Linked DNA regions of Homo sapiens: region 2 is linked to region 1. Evidence: chromatin loops called from intact Hi-C (ENCODE). Cell type or tissue: A673. All regions are shown on one strand. Links, peaks and the distances in the headings refer to the core of each region. The heading gives the core; the rest is flanking DNA.

Region 1 (7,888 bases), core at 2,404-7,403:
TCTTTTGGCTCCTATGAATAATGCTGCTATGAACATTCATGTTCAAGTCTTCCTATAGATGTAGGCTTTTGTTTTTCTTGGATAGGTACCTCGGAGTGGAATTTCTAGATTATTTGGTAACAATATGTTTAAGATTTTGAGGAACTGTCAAACTGTTTTCCAAAGAGACTAAAGCATCTTACATTTCCACCAGCAATGTATAAGGGTTCCAATTTCTTCACATTCTCACAAGCATCGTTTTTAAAGAAAGAATGAAATAGAATAGGAAAACATCAGAGGGTCTCACATGAACGTAAACATTGTTTCATAAAAAGCTGAGATGCAGACCTGACTTGCAGTAGAATACATATTTCTTAATGTGCGTTATGATCAACCTTAGAAGACATATGGGAAACACCTGGAAGGAATTTTCAACCTGTGCCCCTCTAAGGTACAAGTCCCCTGTCCTTAAAAATCTGCTTTGGGGGCTCCCAAAATCTCTGCTTTGGGGAATCTTTGATAACAGGAGCACTAAAACCATCCGTTGGATTGTGATGGGTAAAAAGGGATGGAGGTTGGTGTCTTCAGTTCAGGATCTGGAGCTGATGGCATCTTGCTCAGAGCGTGTTTCTGAGTGTCCCTAGGTGTTGCTCTTCTCGTCACAATTCTCTTGGCAACCACCCAGAGCATGGTCACATGGTGTTGTGGATGGTCCGGGGAGGTAGACATTTAAAGTGTTTCATTTAGTGCACAGAAAGGACTCAATATGCAGAAGCTTTTATTATTCATCTAATATTATGACTGCTATTATTAGAAGGAAGAAAGAGAAGAGAGCTAATAGTGACCTACATATTCACATACTCTTGTTCTTACTTATTTACCCACTACGTATATACTGTGTATTGAGCTCAGAGAGATGGAAAAAATCGAAAAATAAGGCGTATGGCGTGAACTAAATCCAGGAGAAATGTATAGTCTGGTTGGGGAGATGGAGTTTGTGCACATGAAGAGATTAAAGGAAAATCTATGACAGAATATAATGAGCTGGCAAAGTGTGGTGGGCGTGGGAATTACCTGCTGTGAGAAATTGGGAGCAGGAGATAGCTCCTGGAGAAGGTTGAATCTCAGATGAGGGACTTAACAGACACCCACGATTAAAATCCAGAAGTTTAATGCTCCTAAGCAACAGCCTTCTTTCCCTCTCTGACCCCATCGAAAGAGAGCTCTTCCTAAGTGTCCTGAATATGTTGGCATTACAGAAAGTCCTTGGTTTACAGTGAAAGTGGTAGAAATCCTTATATCAGCAATGATTACCATGCACCAGTGCTTACTCTGTGCCAGATAGGGTGAGCAGAGGCCTACGAATGTTAGCTTGAGTGATCCTCCCAAGTACCTACATGAGGATGAGGATAGGCTACTACTATTATTATTCCCACTTTGCAGATGAGAGACTGAGGCTTAGAGAGTTGTCAGTTGCCCAAGGTCACAAAACTGCTCAGAGGTAACACTGGGATTAAAAGGCAAGGCAGGTCTGTGGTCTGACTTGAGGTGCTATACTCCTAACCACTGCCATGCACTGCAGAGCTGAGAGCTGACCTGTCTTCTTGTCTAGGTCCCTGAGACAGGACTTAAAAGATCTTTATGCCCTGGTTCTTGTTAGATAATTGCCGATTCTACTTGCTCCTCCTGGGGTCTGGTAAAACTATTTTTAACTTGCAGTTTTCAATGCCTCTTAAATAATTCTCAAAAGTCCCTGTTTTGGGCTTTTATGTATATATTTCTATAGAAAAGAAATCTTGCTGCTATATATTGTTATGACATCTTGAAAAGATTTAACATTCATTCTATTTTTAATCACCAATTTATTTCTAATCTGAAGATATTGCCAAGAAACCATTTTTAAAAATCTATCTTAATCAGAGAGCTTCCTGTAGTCCCTCCACAAGAAGGAGTAGTAGTATTTTCAGATCTCTATGAAGTCTATAAACAGAAAAAATCATTGTCTAATTGAAAGTGACTGTGGCAAAGGCCGTCATCTTCCTATTTTCAAGTCTCCAAAGCCTCTGGGGGCTTTCGGAAAGCAACAAAGAGACTAATTAGGTTGGGGGATCCCATAAGTCCGTCTCCAGCGCCAGCCTTGGGACTGGGTGACAGTGACCAAGAAAAATGCCTAAAATATGGGTTGGGAGTGGACATTGTGGTCCCTTCAGCTGAACCTTGAAATGGGTCATCTGTGCATGGTCCTGCCATCAGACAAGTGCATGCCTTCTTCTTTTAAAATATCTTGGAAAGTACTTTGCAATGTCTTGCTGCTACTCATATGTAGAAGAAATTTCTTCTCTTTTTTTTTTTTTTTTTTTTTACAATGTAGTCTGAACCAGTAATTGCAATTCTTAAACTTAGCTGAACCCATGAAGGAGTTCATTAAGGAGCTCATCTCTAGAGATTTTGGCCAGCAACTCCTGGAGAGTTCCATGCTAGTGGTCCAATGACCGACCTCACTTGAAGAACCACTGGCCTAATTTCCTACTGCTGCTCTTGGTCTGCTTTCTTCTCCTAAAATACTGCCCTTCATATGCAATCGGAAAACTTGATTATTATTCCTCCTCCTCCTCCTCCTCCTCTTCCTCCTCCTTCTCTTCTTCCTCCTCCTCCTCCTCTCCTCCTCCTTCTCCTCTTCCTCCTCTTCCTCCTCCTTCTTCTCTTCCTCCTCCTCCTGTTCCTCCTCCTCTTCCTCTTCCTGCTCCTTCTCCTCTTCCTCCTCCTCCTCTTCCTCCTTCTCCTCTTCCTCCTCCTCCTCCTCTCCTGCTCCTTCTCCTCTTCCTCCTTCTTCTTCTCTTCCTCCTTCTCCCCTCCTCCTTCTCCTCTCCTCCTCCTTCTCCTCTCCTCCTCCTTCTCCTCTCCTCCTCCTTCTCCTCTTCCTCCTCCTCCTCTCCTCCTCCTTCTCCTCTTCCTCCTCCTCTCTTCCTCCTCTTCCTCCTCCTTCTTCTCTTCCTCCTTCTCCTCTTCCTCCTCCTCTTCCTCCTCCTCTTCCTCTTCCTGCTCCTTCTCCTCTTCCTCCTCCTTCTTCTGTTCCTCCTTCTCCTCTCCTCCTCCTCCTCCTCTCCTCCTTCTCCTCTCCTCCTCCTCCCCTCCTCCTTCTCTTCCTCCTCCTCTTCCTCCTCCTCCTCCTTCTCTTCTTCTTCTCCTCTCCTCCTCTTCTTCCTCCTTCTCCTCCTCCTCTTCCTCCTCCTCCTCTCCTCCTCCTTCTCCTCTTCCTCTTCCTCCTCTCCTCCTCCTCCTCCTGTCCTCTTCCTTCTCCTCCTTCTTCTCCTCCTCCTCCTCCTTCTTCTTCCTTTTCTTCTTCTTCTTCTCTTCCCTCTTCTTTTTTCAAGACAGGATCTCACTCTGTCACCTAGGCTGGAGTGTGGTAGCATAATCATAGCTCACTGTAGCCTCAAACTCCTGGGCTCAAGTGATACTCCAGCCTCGTCTCAGCCTCCCAAGTAACTGGGACTATAAGTGCCATGTCTGGCTAATATTTTTATTTTTTGTAGAGATGGGGTCTCACTATATTGCCCAGGCAGGTCTGGAACTCCTGGACTTAAGAGATCCTCTCACTTGGCTGACCACCTTGCCCAGCCAAAAAACTTGATTCTTACATCTCCACTGTCTTCTCCATACTGTAGTCTCTAATTCTGTCAAGATGGTACTTTTGATAGTTTTTGACTGAGAAAACACATCAAGGTAAGAACTACTATGAATTCAGCAAAGCTTTTAAATTTAAATTCCTACACATCTGTGTATGTTTGAAAAGTGGTAATATGAATGCAAGACAAGGCTGTTTATTCAGAGTAGTATAATGCTTGGTGTACACATGGATTCATGGATCCCTTTCTAGAATTCTAGAATTCCAGGCTGCTCTTCCCTCACCCAGGACCCATGGTCCAAGGGTCGGGAACAGGGATCTAAATCAATGGTTCTTCACCCTGAGGTCATGACACAGTGGTACATCCAGAGCAGCTGGATAGTGATAGCAAATAATTTATTACTGAGAGCTGAAATTCCAAAGTTTGTGAATAGTTTCTTTAAAAAATAAAACAAATTAATATTGTCCTTGTAACATAATAGCATCACTCTGTCACTTGCATTACAAAATGCTTCTATGAATGGGTGAGATCCGGGTGGACTTACAACTCATCCATGATGCCTGAAGGGAGCAGATGTCTTTGATATATCATTATGAGGAAAATGAATTATTTACATACTGACATTTTTTGTGTTTTGTCAAAATCTGAGAACACCTTAGGGAGTATGCTACATGTATGAAGATCATTCATCCTCTTGTTGAGAACACCTTAGGGAATGTGCTACATGTATGAATATCATTCATCCTATTGTTTCAAGACAAAAAAAAGGCCAGGAAGCCTGTACTAGACTGTAAGAAAATTACTTTATAGAAAAGATTGAGGAAGACAAGATTCCTGCTCATTGAAAACAGTGGGGCACACGCATGGCCGGAATCTTTGTCATCTTTGAGTAAATGCCCCAGTACGGTGGGCCTTCCAGCCTCATGATGGATTGGGTTCTTCCACCTGTGGCTCTTGGTGCTGCCCAGATTCAATATCCAGTTTTTCTACTCTTTGTCAGCCCAGTCTGACATATTCTGTGGGGTGGGAGAAGGGCTCCAGACAGATTCAATCCGGACGTGATACCAGTTTACTGATTGCATCTCATTTTTGACACACTTGGTTTTCAAGTGCAGTGAGGCCCCTCTAGCACTTGCTGTTTCCCCTCTCACACCTTCAATCCCTCTTTATTTCTCCTGCTGCTCCTCCCCTGCAGCTCCCTTCCCAGGCCTTGAAATGGGAGCTGGGGCTGATTCAGCACAGACAGATTGGCTCATAAATCTTGGCCACATATGGGCCCCACAGAGCTCCAGGTGAGAGCCGTTAGCACATCTCCCAGGCTCGAAATGTCTCCATGTCCCTACCAGCATCTGGCCTTGAGCAGCAGATCCAGCCCCACACCTTCCCAGCTCTTCCATCACCTTCTAGCCCCCACTCTTCTCAGGCCCCCTGGAGCCTCTGAGCTCATTGAGGGCCATTATTAAGGAAGTCTGTTTGGCAGATGCCCAGTTCCCTGGCAGGGGTCTGTGGCAAAGGTAGCTCAGACTCCAGAGCCTGCAATGTGGCTGTCAACACAATGGGTGGTTCTCCTTTGGTATGGGAATGGACTGGTGTCACCTACTAGGAGAAAGATTAAAAAGATGCAGGTGAGGATGACTCCCTAGCCCTGACACAACTGTGGTTGGAGGGGCCAACTAGGTGACACTGAGTAGCCCCGTGGCCCAGAAGCTCAGAGAAGCATGCTGCTAAGGCCATCCCCAGGTCCAGGCCAGACCACCTTGCCCGCTTGACCAGGTTACACTCCCCATGCAGGTTCCGTTCTTAATGTGACCGAGACATCTGCTGCAAACAGAGAAGACAAGACCTTTGAACTTGTTAACTAAGTCAGCCCTTGCCTCAAAAGTGAAACCACAAAATGGTCTTCCCAGCCTGCTAGAATGGACGGGAGCAGGGGCAGGTACCAGTAGAAACTGAACCGGTAGTTGAGGCCTTGGGGCCCAGGTTGTCCCAGACCAAAATACTCTAGAATTCTGCTTGACTCCTCCTGGCCCAGCCCAGCATATACGGTTCTGCCTCTGGGCATCCTAATCCCTCCCAGCTCTATTGTGTCTTAAGGGGCTGGGGCTCAATTTGACGGAAGCTCTGCTCTGAGGACACCCCCTCCTGTGCTCACTTGCTGGATGGATTCTACCTGCTTCCCCAGGTGGCCTCAGCCAATTCTCACTCCTCTTCACTCCATTGCCTCCCATGAAGCCCCAGCCACACAGATTCACCACAGGGGACTGCTTTATAACTGCTCTTTTAACAATAGATCACTTGCCACCGAAACTAAGAATTTTTTTTTAGCCTTCAGGATGAGAACATTTTGGGCAGGTATCAAACTCAGTTATGACCTTCTCTGGAACACAGAGAGAATAGGGTGGAACATTTGCAGAGCATCCGAAAGTGGTGGGTACTGTTATTTTGAAGATCTCTTATTTATGGCAAGCTCAATGCTCTGCTCTATACCTAGAATAAAGGTAAAGGACCTGGCCCTGAGCTCTTTGAAGCAAAAGGTTCATGAGATGAAAGTTCCAGTTCAAGGAAGGCTCGGGTCACTTTATATTATAGAAGAGGAGGAAGAATTCCACAGAGCCCCAAACCCAGAGACAGACCTAGAGACGGGGAAACAAATGGAGATAAAAGGATTTCTGAACAGATGGTGGTAACTTAAATCAGGAGAGGCAGAGGGAAAAGGTAACAGAAGTGACATGGTGGTCGGCAAGTGAGAGAGCTTAAAGGGAGGCTGGGAGTAGGAAGGTAGAGGGAAGGAGAGAATTTAGGTGGCAGAGAACTTGATGTGATGAAAAGCCCTCAGATGTGCTGTACTTTTAAGGATAAAACAGGGAGCCGAGTGGGTCAGATGGGGGATGGGGTGAGCAGGGACGCACAGTTTGGAGAGAATGATTCCAGCAGCTGGAGAATGGGAAAGGAAAGTTGATGCCAATGATGGCGACGCAGGCAGAGTGTCTGGGGGGTGATCTAGAGCTGGACACCGGCACCCGGGTGCTGTAGAGCCCACAGTACTGAATGTGAGCTTGTGGGCATGTGTGTGCACTGCTCTGATGAGAGAGTGCTTCATTTTTATGCTTTTCCATGAGGCCTGTGACCAAAAGACATGAAGTGCTTTGCTCTGCTGCTGCTCGCTTCTCTCCAAAGCTCTTGCCTTTTTGGTGTGTGAGCGTGTGTATCTCATATTTTTGACCAATGAGGAAAAAAGCTTCAGCTGATTGTGAATGTGCCATTAACCCCTCTAGTTTACCAACAGTGAATCTTCCTAAAAAAGATGGTGATTCTAGGATAGGAGGCCATCATCCAATCTTCAGGCCATAGCTGTGCGAGCCATCAGACCACATTAAGAGGAGGGAGTGTGAGGACCTGCAGGACCGCCAGCTGTTTATTTAAGTGGTTTCACGTCACCCTACCCACCTCAAAGGCTGCCACCTGGACACCTCCAAATCCCATCCATATCAGTGATAGTGAGCCCCCACCCTCAACCTGCTACCAGCCAAGGCCTGCCAGTCTCCAGAATTCAGCCCATCTCCTCTGAACCCTATCAGCATTCTTTGCCACATCATCATTTCAGCAATTCCTTTGTCTCATCTTCTAGATGAGCATATAAAACATCCCTGATAATTTGCACGTTAGGAATGGAAGCCTTCTGCTCAGCAAGCTGAGCACCCCTCGTGATGCCAGGCCCTGGGCAGCAGCCTGCCCCCTTTATCCTGCTGCAAAGGAAAGGAAAGGACAGGTGGCAGGCCTGCCTCGGGCCCAACCCCATCTTTCTCTCTGTTGAATGGGAAGCAACAGTAGGCTGAAGACAAACAGCACAAACAACCATATCTCTGTCTGTCTGTCTGTCTGAGCCATGTTTTAACTGTGTTACTGGTCCCCAGGACAGTGTCTTTCCCCTCAGGTGTTTTTCATGTAGACAGTAGGCTGGTGCCAATTCATCTTTTAAACAGAGGCTGACCTGTGCCCTCAAAACTGGGACCAGTGAATTTGAGAATGTGAGTTCTTCCCCAAAGGTGACACATGTTCACAGTGATCTGGAAATCCTACTCCCAAGGTTTGCTCAAGCCACAGAAACCGTTTTCTGTAGGACATATTGATACATATTAGTTTGATGCATGGTCTGGCAATGGAACAGTCAGGAATCTCAGAAAATCCCTCCCCATGGATGTAGGGAAGCTATGGGAATAGGAAGGCTATGGGAGCAGGGGCAGGCAGCCACTTCTCACTGTTTGGCAAAGTGTGTTCAA
Region 2 (6,182 bases), core at 1-5,000, 930 kb before region 1:
CTGGCAATTGCTGATCTGTGATTATGATAGGCTAACCCAGGGCAGAGAGCCTGGAGCCATCTCAGATGACTTCTGCTCAGGGCGTGTGTGGAGCCACCCGGTCTCTCAGGTGTCTTGGCTGTCTCCCAGTCTATTTGCCCACGTCTTTGGGTGTCTGGGCCTGAGGAGTAGAGATGTCAATGAAGGGGTTAAGATCCGCACTTTATCTCCTGACTGCCCAGAGTCGATCCAGTTTTTGAAATCTTAGTTGAAACACTGCCCTCCCCAGTCCCCATTGTTAGTAGTTTTTCTCCCACCTGATCTTCAATCGGGCATTCTTGCTCTTCTCAGGTATTCCTTACTCTATCTACCTTTGCCTTGGTAGGTTGGCGGTAGGTTCCTGTGGGCAGGGATTGCCCTCTCTGCCCCTTTGCTTCAACCCTGTATGTGCTGTATGTGGGTGGGACAAATGGATATACACAGAGGAGTTCCGTGTTGCCTCCTCGGGAGAGGTCAGATTCACGGAGGCTGCTTGTGGCTCTGCTGAGCTGCGCTGTGGTGTCTGCACGTGCCTGTGATCAGGCAGGTGACACCCACTCTTCCCCTTTCCCCTGCTGCTGGGTCTCACTTTATTGCCCTTAATTGTTTGTTGTCTTGTCCGGGCTGTTATCTGGCAGCCTTCCCTCCCATCAGGCTTGTTCCTGGCTTGCTCACCTTCCCTGTCTGTCTCCCCGCTTAGCCCCTTCCTTCAGGCCCCACACCTCTCCTCTTCCTTAACTCCTTATCTCTCCCTTTGCCTCTGCCTGCTTCAGGTTGGGAATTCCTGGCCCCCTTTATTTTTTATCCTCTCTCCAAGGAACAGGCCTCGGCCATCAGTCACCATCTGAGGCCAGAGGTATTCACTGCTTGCCTCCTCACACCTACACACAAAGTTCTCCAGCAAGGACTGAGTGATGGCTGGGATGGAAAATAGACAAGTATTTTAGAACCATATTAAAAAGAAAAAAAGATTATCCAGGATCTGATGTCTTGACACAGAGTAAATCTTAGGCTACTTTGCCAGAAGTTTCTCTTGGCCTGCAAGAGCATCTAGTAGCTCCTTCTTAGACGGTGGCGGCAACACCAGTGGCTGATGGTGTTTTGCCACTCAAGGATTTCTAAGCATTTTCCAGATAAAAGCCTGGTGCCTAATCCTGTAACATTCCTGTCTGTCACCAGGCTCAGCACACCATTAGATAGAAGTGGAAGAGGAGCTGAGAGGCGCTTTTCCAGGGACAGATCGTAGAACTAAAACTTTTTTCTTTTTTTTTGAGACGGAGTTTCGCTCTTGTTGCCCAGGCTGGAGTGCAATGGCGCGATCTCGGCTCACTGCAAACCTCTGCTTCCCAGGTTCAAGCGATTCTTCTGCCTCAGCCTCCCTAGTAGCTGGGATTACAAGCATGTGCCACCACGCCTGGGCTAATTTTGCATTTTTAGTAGAGACGGGGTTTCTCCATGTTGGTCAGGCTGGTCTTGAACTCCCGACCTCAGGTGATCCGCCCGCCTTGGCCTCCTAAAGTGCTGGGATTACAGGCATAAGCCACCATGCCCGGCGAACTAAAACATTTTTGAAAGCTTTTTTTTTTTTTTTTTTTGCTTTTTGAATTAGCAGTCTGGGCTGAAAATCGGCATTTCCCCCTATCGCCTACAAAAGGAGCCTATATATATATATATATATCTACAAAAGGAGATTTTGTATATATACATATATATATATAAAATCAGTAGTAAAATATGAAAAAAATTGCAGATATTCCTATCTCTACAATGTCTTTGAATTCAGGGAAGGATGGAGGGGGTGTTTAAGCTGGTGCACTTCCTCTTGGATTTGTTTTCCTAAAATTCTGGTCCTTGCCCTGCAGGGTCTTGCTCCGACTCTCCTTCCCCAACTCTGTCTGAGTGTTTGCCCCTGCAAGAGATGCTTATCCGTGCTCCGAGTTGCTAAGTGGCAAAGTGCACAGTTTCCAACCCTTAATGTTTCCTCCTCTCAGCAGTGCCAGACGCCTGTCATCCATCTCTAAGCCAAGGACCATTTCCAGAGGAATGTCAGGCTGCAGCTCAGACCCAGGGCATTTGGGATGGAAGGGTCATTGCAGGCCCCATCTTTGAAGTGTCTGTCAGGATGGGGTGTCAGTTCCTTTATGTCTTGGACCTGGAGCTGCCCGGCTAAGTGCTGGTGCCTTTAACCTTGGGGAGAGCCTTCCTTCCTCCTCTGCTCTAAGCCAGCTTTAAGCCCCGAGATTGGAGTGGATAAGTGCTTGTTATTCTGAGTCCTTTCTGGGTGGCCTTGGAGGTTAGTGAGCCTCTCTAGAGCTTCAGTTTCTCCACCATAAAATAGTGGGAATAATTCCGTACCAGAAAAAACTCAGGAAGACTTTTGCCAACAGTCATATGCACTGATGATGGCTGTGCTGTCTCTTGCACCTGCAGTGGTCTCTGCTTAGCTCTGAATAAAGACACAATCTGGGGGCTCTTGAAAAGAAATCTAAGAGAAACCCTTGAAAAATGAGTCCTGACTCAGTTGGTGACAATAGCCATGCATAAGAAAATGCTCTGCAGCCGGCTTGCGTTTTCATCCCGCCATCTGCACGTCTAGGCCTGCTGCCAGGGTTGGTTGCCATGGTGCGTCAGCATGCTGCCGTTGAAAAGCACTCTGTAAGCAGCTTTCTGGTCTGCTCTTGCTTTTACATTTTGATTTGGGATAACTCAAGTTCAAATCTACTCCACGTTGTGGCGGTTCTGTGACTTCTGGGGTAGACTTGTTTTAGATGAACCGCTCCTGCAGGCAGGCCCAGCTGCTTGCAGTTCCCTTGCACGTTGCTTCACTGTGTTACTCCAGCTCTCCCAAGGGGGCGTCTGGGGGCTGCTCGGGAGGAAGACGGTGGTCTTGCTCACAAATGGATGGTGTATGGCAAGACTCCTGATGACTCTATGGAGTTAGTGACTACATGGTAACATGGGGAAAGGGACCATTTAATTCTCAGGGTATTTGACAGGATCAGGGAGAGTTTTGGGCTAACCACGGCTATGCCAGTGATTTCTGTGATAGGCTTGTGATACAATTGGATTCTTTTTTCTGACTTGTGCTCCTATTACGCAAAAGCTGGACACATTTTGTTATTTTGTTTTGTTTTGCTTTGTTTCTAGAGATGGAGTCTTGCCCTGTTGCCCAGGCTGGAGTGCAGTGGCACAAGCATAGCTTGCTGCATCCTCAAATTCCTGGGCTCAAGTGATCCTCCTTCCTCAGCCTCCCCAGTAGCTGGGACTACAGGCACCAGCCACAGTGCCTGGCTGTATTTTGTTGGTTATTATTTATTTGTTTGAGGCTTTGATCAAGATGGAGATATCTTTGTTTTCCGATTGTGAAAAGGATGCATTGATTGTAACAGGTTTTGAGGAATGAGAAACCAGTAGAGTAGAAAGTGAAAGTGCCTGGTGCCATCCTCCCGGCTGATGGGGACAAGTTGCCTTGCCGCCCCAGGGTTCTTTTCTGTGGTGCCTCTTTTATGTTTTCCCCCTGAGCACCTGAGCATCTTGGAAAGATCTTTGCATGCATTTGAAAAGCTATCTATCCCCTACCCTACCGGCCCCTCCTGTGTACTAGGCCTGTGGCTACCCCAGCCACCCTCTGGGCCTCTTCCACCGGGATCCTCCTTCTTACTGCCTTCTTTCTCTTCCCCTAGGCTGTGTATAAGATGGCAGACGTAGCCTGCAAATGCCACGGCGTCTCGGGGTCCTGCAGCCTCAAGACCTGCTGGCTGCAGCTGGCCGAGTTCCGCAAGGTCGGGGACCGGCTGAAGGAGAAGTACGACAGCGCGGCCGCCATGCGCGTCACCCGCAAGGGCCGGCTGGAGCTGGTCAACAGCCGCTTCACCCAGCCCACCCCGGAGGACCTGGTCTATGTGGACCCCAGCCCCGACTACTGCCTGCGCAACGAGAGCACGGGCTCCCTGGGCACGCAGGGCCGCCTCTGCAACAAGACCTCGGAGGGCATGGATGGCTGTGAGCTCATGTGCTGCGGGCGTGGCTACAACCAGTTCAAGAGCGTGCAGGTGGAGCGCTGCCACTGCAAGTTCCACTGGTGCTGCTTCGTCAGGTGTAAGAAGTGCACGGAGATCGTGGACCAGTACATCTGTAAATAGCCCGGAGGGCCTGCTCCCGGCCCCCCTGCACTCTGCCTCACAAAGGTCTATATTATATAAATCTATATAAATCTATTTTATATTTGTATAAGTAAATGGGTGGGTGCTATACAATGGAAAGATGAAAATGGAAAGGAAGAGCTTATTTAAGAGACGCTGGAGATCTCTGAGGAGTGGACTTTGCTGGTTCTCTCCTCTTGGTGGGTGGGAGACAGGGCTTTTTCTCTCCCTCTGGCGAGGACTCTCAGGATGTAGGGACTTGGAAATATTTACTGTCTGTCCACCACGGCCTGGAGGAGGGAGGTTGTGGTTGGATGGAGGAGATGATCTTGTCTGGAAGTCTAGAGTCTTTGTTGGTTAGAGGACTGCCTGTGATCCTGGCCACTAGGCCAAGAGGCCCTATGAAGGTGGCGGGAACTCAGCTTCAACCTCGATGTCTTCAGGGTCTTGTCCAGAATGTAGATGGGTTCCGTAAGAGGCCTGGTGCTCTCTTACTCTTTCATCCACGTGCACTTGTGCGGCATCTGCAGTTTACAGGAACGGCTCCTTCCCTAAAATGAGAAGTCCAAGGTCATCTCTGGCCCAGTGACCACAGAGAGATCTGCACCTCCCGGACTTCAGGCCTGCCTTTCCAGCGAGAATTCTTCATCCTCCACGGTTCACTAGCTCCTACCTGAAGAGGAAAGGGGGCCATTTGACCTGACATGTCAGGAAAGCCCTAAACTGAATGTTTGCGCCTGGGCTGCAGAAGCCAGGGTGCATGACCAGGCTGCGTGGACGTTATACTGTCTTCCCCCACCCCCGGGGAGGGGAAGCTTGAGCTGCTGCTGTCACTCCTCCACCGAGGGAGGCCTCACAAACCACAGGACGCTGCAACGGGTCAGGCTGGCGGGCCCGGCGTGCTCATCATCTCTGCCCCAGGTGTACGGTTTCTCTCTGACATTAAATGCCCTTCATGGAGGTTTTGCTCCCTTTCCTTATTTGGACCCACGCTGATCTTTCATGAGTCTCCTTTTATTTTTTATTTGGCCTTTAGAACTCTGCTCTGCAGTGTGGATGAGGGTAAGGAAATTGAGACTCCTTAGACTGTATAGTCTGGTGATCAGGGAGAGGAACAGATGAATGTTTTGAGAATTAAATAAGGTGATGCATTTAGGCATTCACCCCAAGAGCTAGCACAGTTAAACACTCAGGAAGTGGTAGCCATTAATATTACTGCTATACACAAGGGAGTTCAGAAATTTAAATTGAAACCTCACATTTACCTGCCTCTTTCCCTTCCCCTATTTGATAGCCTACCAAGCGAACCCTGGCTTGTTCCCTGGGTCCCTGTTAAAGCACGGGTAATGGGGATGCCCTTTGCCGTCTCCTCTGTGTTGCTGTCTGCAATTTTGGACTCCAGTATCTGGGGCCAGGAGGGTAAGGCTGAGCTTGAGGATCCAGGAAGGGAGATGTTATTATCCTAAAAAGGGAGGAAGGAGTGATTGAGGGAGACATGGAGCCAGGCTGCTGTAGAGTGACCAGCCTGCAGGTGAGCCGGTAACTACAGAAAGACATCAGTTTTATTCTAGAAAACTTTATTTCTGGAGAAATAATTAATGTGTTAATTTGGGTTATAATGAGCAAATGATATTGCAAAACTGCTTAAAAGAGATTCTGCCTGAGGGCATTTATGCCATGCATACTACCTGTCTCTTTAGTACCTGAGGGAGAATGTTCTGACCCAACCAAGAACCTCAGACCTAGAGTTATTTCACCTGTAGCTAACTCACACTGTTACCCAGATTCCTTTGGTTGATACTTTCAAGGTGACATTTCATTTTCATGAAAGAAAATGATTGAAGTTATGGCCGGGCAGGGTGGCTCATGCCTGTAATCCCAGCACTTTGGGAGGCTGAGGTGGGTGGATCGCTGGAGGTCAGGAGTTCAAGACCAGCCTTGCCTACATGGCGAAACCCCATCTCTACTAAAAATACAAAAATTAGCTAGGCATGGTGGTGCATACTTGTAATCCCAGCTACT

The links. Peaks named below come from ENCODE experiments on the same cell type or tissue, not always from the same donor. Only the 100,000 strongest peaks of a DNase experiment are listed, where the experiment ranks them.
Region 2: it touches region 1 in a loop (5-fold over the local background); 11 of 110 quality-filtered maps call a loop at or near these places.

What each region holds. Positions count from the first base shown.
Region 1 is chr12:2,569,718-2,577,605 of GRCh38, forward strand. The region is part of intron 13 of CACNA1C (calcium voltage-gated channel subunit alpha1 C); the gene reads left to right. Among named protein-coding and RNA genes, the nearest start is that of CACNA1C-AS2, 99 kb to the right of the region's middle. In A673, for the core only: no CTCF peak of the experiment used is centred there; no DNase peak of the experiment used is centred there; H3K27me3 peaks cover 1,517 bases.
Region 2 is chr12:1,642,093-1,648,274 of GRCh38, forward strand. WNT5B (Wnt family member 5B) reads left to right here. Exons shown (of 5, transcript NM_032642.3): 5 at 3,702-5,120. The coding sequence ends at 4,160. Among named protein-coding and RNA genes, the nearest start is that of MIR3649, 15 kb to the right of the region's middle. RefSeq lists enhancers at 4,500-5,000, 5,001-5,501. In A673, for the core only: no CTCF peak of the experiment used is centred there; a DNase peak (open chromatin) is centred at 2,639.